Linked DNA regions of Homo sapiens: region 2 is linked to region 1. Evidence: read pairs that join two places in POLR2A ChIA-PET (ENCODE). Cell type or tissue: Caco-2. All regions are shown on one strand.

Region 1 (2,500 bases):
GATGGAGCTGAGATTTGAACACAGGTAGTCTGACATGAGGTGGAAGCATGTAATTGCTACGCCAGTCTGCCTGATTTGGTGACAAAAAGACAGCCTGGTCTCTAACAAGAAAGCAAAGACATAAAAGAACCGGTAACATGGCACAGTCCTCCCTGCAAGCCCCCAGGGGAAGATCTTAATGGCAGAGACTTCTTTCTCCACAGCCATGGTGAGACAGACAACCCTGGCCCACAGGGGGCCATTTTTTCATGGGATTTGTGGCAACTGTGCTGTTCATGCTGGCGTGGGGAACACTGGCTCAGTCTCTCATCAAAGGCTCCCACGTGGGACCTTCACTCATGGCTCCCCACCCAGGGGTCCCACTAGGGGTTAAACCTAGGGGTTCCTCCTCTAGAGCAAGGACACTGAGCCACTTTTCTCCTCCTTCCCGTTGTACTGTCTCTTATTGGTGATTTTTTTTTTTTAATTTATGATTTTCGGCCCAGCCGGTTGTTAGCCTGCTGTGTTTGGAAAAGGTAGATGATTAAACCTCCTGGCCAGGTGTAAATGCAACCTTTGTCATCTGGAGGCTGGGAGAATTACCTTGTTGAGCTGCAGCCTCTCTGTGGCTCCACATTTTCTGCTTGAAGCAGAACCTCTCCCAGGCTAAGGTCTACAAGTCTTAGGCCTACCATTGGATTGCCCTGCTCTGAGTGAGCCCAGCCCAGAAGCCAGAGATCACAGATGTCCCCACATGGCCACAAAAGCTCTGAATAGACCCTAAAATTTGGAGGTGGAGAATCAAGCACCTGTCTCTCTCTCTCTCTCTCTCTCTCTCTCTTTCTTTCTCTCCTCTTTCTCTCTCCCTCTCAAGGGAATTTTTACTAGGTAAATAATAAAAATATGTAATCATTGACTAGGCCTTTAAACCTGACCTGAAGGTACGTTTGCATTTCTGTTGCCAATAGAGATTCCCACTAGTCCCTTACTCTGCCTCAATAGCCACCTCTCAGAGTCTACTTGTCCACTTGGCTACTGGGATGTTCAGCCCCAGAGAGCTACAGCCATGCAGAGAGGAGAGAACCAGCCCGAAGGCTGCAGCTCAGGGAGGTCACTTAGAGAAATGGGTTTACAAACCCCTTCCCTTAAGGAAGCCCTACAGTTGGCCACAAACCCTGACCACAGGTCTGTGAGAGGGAGAGGCCAAGCCAGGACTGACTCCCTGTGCTGTGAAATTGTGAACCCAGAGGACAAGAAGTTCTGGATCTGCGTGGAAGGCATCAGCAGCCCAGTGTCCTGGAGCATCAGCCAGAAGCCTTGTGTTGACTTTGTAAGGCTGAGTTCTCACCAATAGACTCATGCTTCAGGAAGGCTATTTCTGAACAAACAGCATGCAGCAAGTGAGCTCTTTGTGCCTCTTCCCAACGCACTGAGCTTGGCCCCTGCTCAAGGTGAGCTGAAGGCAGCAAAACCTGTTCTCAAGTTGCTTTCATTGGTCAAAGTCCTTTCCTAGGTGTTGGGTGGCTCTTGTTGAATTTTGGTGCCATTTGGGAAGATAAGTAAAAATCGACTTGAGCCTTCTCTGTAGGCAGTAAATAAATGTTTGTCAAAGACCAAATGACTAACTCAATAAGTCAATTAGCGTGTGTGTAGTGAGCGTCTCCCCCCGCCCCTGAGCCCAGCCCTAAATAACACGCTGTGAGAGGCTCACAGACACCCCAGCAGCAGTAGCAAATTGGGAGGTGGGGGGACAAAACTAACATCCCTGGGATCATTCAAAAACAACCCTATGCTAAATGACTAAATTTGCTTTAACTTTGACCAGTTTTGCTCTTTGCAATGTATGTGACAGATGACATGGCTCTGTGAAGTTTTCAAAGGCTTTTGGCTGAAAGCAACACCATTTTAACCAGCAAGAGGATAGAGACATGCCCAGCAATGGCAGGCTCATTTAATATGCAAGCAAAGAAGGAGACTTCAGCCTGGGTTGGAGTCCTCTCATGGATGGCAGGATGCAGATTAAGTGGCAGATTAAGTGAGGAGGAGAAAGGTTTATCTCAGCCAGTGCAGGAATGCAGGGTCAGGAAGAGACTGGGGACTGGAGACAGCTCTAAAAACTGCATTGAGGGGTTTCCTTTCGGGTGCAGTGAGAAATAAGTATGCCGAGTCAGAAGGAAGAACCCCCTGCAGGGCCTCGAGGTCACTCACGTTTCTCTAACTGAGGATGGGCATCCCTGAAGAGGTGCATTTGGAAGACTGGGCCACACAGGACCATCTGCAGAACGTATCGCAGAGGAGCAGGATCAGCCCGGGAGATGGAACTTGATGGAGAGAGGAAAGGAAGAGTCAATCTTAGAGATATTTTGAAGAAGCAAAAGATAGAATGTGTGACAGGCAGGTTGTTGGAGCCAGTGGCAAGAGAACAGGGGAAGCTGCCCTGACTATCCTGAGAGATATGAGACAGGATAAACAGAACCAGGATAGATGGGAAGGGACAACCATAAGCAGAAGCGGCACTTCA
Region 2 (2,500 bases), 180 kb before region 1:
GAGGCCAGGAGTTCAAGATCAGCCTGGGTGACACAGCAAGACCTCATCTCTAAAAAAAAAAAAAAACAATTAGCCGGCTGTGGTGGTGTGCACCTGTAATCCCAGCTGCTCTGGAGGCTGTAGCGAGCCTGGAAAGTCAAGACTGCAGACGGCAGTGAGTAATGATCACACCACTGCACTCCAGCCTAGGCAACACACCCAAAATCTAAAAAATAAGTAAAATGAAAAACTTAGCACTTATTTTTATTATGGATAAAAACAAGAAGGTGCTTGGCAGAAACAGCACAGCCCAGAGGAAAAAATGGCCCTATTGGTTTCTACCACCCTGATCCTGAATCCCCTGTGACACACAGGGTTAGTGTTCTCTCTTTATGGCTAACAAGTTTTGCTGACCTAGTAGTATTTAGGCAGGACAAGTAAGGCCTCAGGCTTAGGAAGCCAGATGCCTGGGGATTTGTAAGGGAGAGCCCTGGGAGCCTTCCCACGTTGCCCACCTGCACAGAGCTGTGTGCCCTTAAGCAAGTCACTTCACTCACTGAATCCTTCTTTCTGCATTAACTGGAGGATGATTGACACCCAGCCTGTGTTCCTAATACCATCACCCATCCATTGACCAGACACTGTCTTTAGAATCAAATGAGATAGCAGAAAAGGTTTTTTTAAAGCCTTTTACCTATGCTACAGAATAGTATTAAATAAACCAAACACACACACACACACACACACACACACATTTAAGAGGGAGTGGAGGGCGTTTCAGGCATATTAACTGCCCCAGGGACTGACAATGAGGATATAAAGTCCCTATAAGCCAAGGTCCAGGGCTGTCCTGTGTTAGCAGAGCCCTTGAAAGAGCTACCACAGGTCCCAACTAACTATTTAAGAACAAAGGGGAAAACACAACCCAGAAAACCAGAGAGAAGAGAAAAAATAAATAAATAAGAAACCAGGAGTACTGGTGCTTCTGAGGGCAGGTGGAAAGCACAGCCTTAGCCCTGGGGCTTTGATGACATCAGCACTGGCCAGAAAGGAGCTCAGCACATCTCCCTGCCCCTCCCACGGGTTCCAACCCCGCAGTTGCTCACCGCCAGCAGGGCCGGCACCTGAGTCACCCACTTGTCAACGCCCTGGGTTTCCCTTGGACTCCTTGCCCGCCGGGGCTGCCAGATGATGAGATCATAGCACTTGACAAAACCCTGTCTTTCAAAAGCACTTTTATCCAAATGATTTTTTTAAAAAAGAATTTAACAGGCATTATCTTACTAGCTGTCCCATCTTCGGCAAGGCCCACAGCCTGAATACATTAAGGTGTGTTCAGGTTTGAATACACCTTATTTTTTAGGGCAGTCTTAGGTTCATAGCAAAATTGGGCAGAAAGTACGGAGCTCTCACAGACCCCTTGTTCCCCCAGCACGCACAGCCCCACCCACTATCCGCATCCCCACATCCTGCACCAGAGTGCTACGTTGGTTACAATCCAAAGTCCATAGTCCGTGTTAGGGCTCACCCTTGGTGTTGTACATCCTATGACATATTCAGTTTTCAAGGAGAGAAACAGGCAACAAGGGTTCAGAAATGCACACCCTCTCAGTAGAGCAAGGACTCCACCCTCCCCAACCAGGACAGCCTTCTCTCCATCCTTAGTGTGATGCTTTCCTTCTTCAGCCATAAAGCAAGGGAACACTTGATAAGTATTAACGCGTAGGGAAAGTTTTTTCTAAAGCAGAATCATCTAAACTAGTGCTCCTCAAACTTTTACTTGAATACAAATCCCTCGAGAGTCTTGCTAAATCCAGATTTGGCTTGAATAGGTCTGGGACAGAGCCTGAGCTGCTCCAACAAGCTCCCAGGGGATGCCCACGCTGCAGGTGATCAGACCATATTTTGAGGAGCAAGGCTCTGTTTTAAAGGAGTGGCCACAGGGAGTGGGAGCTTTCAAGTGAGTGGATTGGGCCAAATCATACCTCTGCCAATGGCTGGATCTAAAACAATGTGATGATCAAACCTACGTTGCAGGACTCAAGAGGACAATGAATGCAAAGTTCAGTTCCGAGCTGGCACTCAATGACCTGAGCGTAACTACTGTTACTCTCCTTTTTGTTACTATTAGTATTATTATTATTAAGGCAGAGTCTCACTCTGTTGCCCAGGCTGGAGTGCAGTGGTATGATCTTGGCTCACTGCAGCCTCCACCTCCCAGGTTCCAGCAATTCTCCGGCCTCAGCCTCCCCAGTGGCTGGGATTACAGGCATGTGCCACCACGCCCAGCTAATTTTTGTATTTTTAGTAGAGATGGGGTTTTGCCATGTTGGCCAGGCTGGTCTTGAACTCCTGACCTCAAGTGATCCACCCACCTTGGCCTCCCAAAGTGCTGGGATTACAGGCATGAGCCACCACACCTGGCCTGTTACTATTATTATTATCACTCTTCTTCACTCTTCTTCTTCTTGTTTTTGTACTTGCCCAGGTGAGAGTACAGTGGCACAATCAAGGCTCACTG

What was found. Peaks named below come from ENCODE experiments on the same cell type or tissue, not always from the same donor. Only the 100,000 strongest peaks of a DNase experiment are listed, where the experiment ranks them.
Region 2: POLR2A ChIA-PET joins it to region 1 with 10 read pairs; 2 of 35 experiments call an interaction of 5 or more read pairs at or near these places.

What each region holds. Positions count from the first base shown.
Region 1 is chr18:22,043,540-22,046,039 of GRCh38, reverse strand. No RefSeq gene overlaps it. Among named protein-coding and RNA genes, the nearest start is that of LINC01900, 64 kb to the right of the region's middle. In Caco-2, no CTCF peak of the experiment used is centred here; DNase peaks (open chromatin) are centred at 599, 1,039 and 1,409; H3K4me3 peaks cover 1,518 bases.
Region 2 is chr18:22,222,431-22,224,930 of GRCh38, reverse strand. The region is part of intron 2 of LOC105372017 (a long non-coding RNA gene); the gene reads right to left. Among named protein-coding and RNA genes, the nearest start is that of GATA6, 54 kb to the right of the region's middle. In Caco-2, no CTCF peak of the experiment used is centred here; a DNase peak (open chromatin) is centred at 1,050.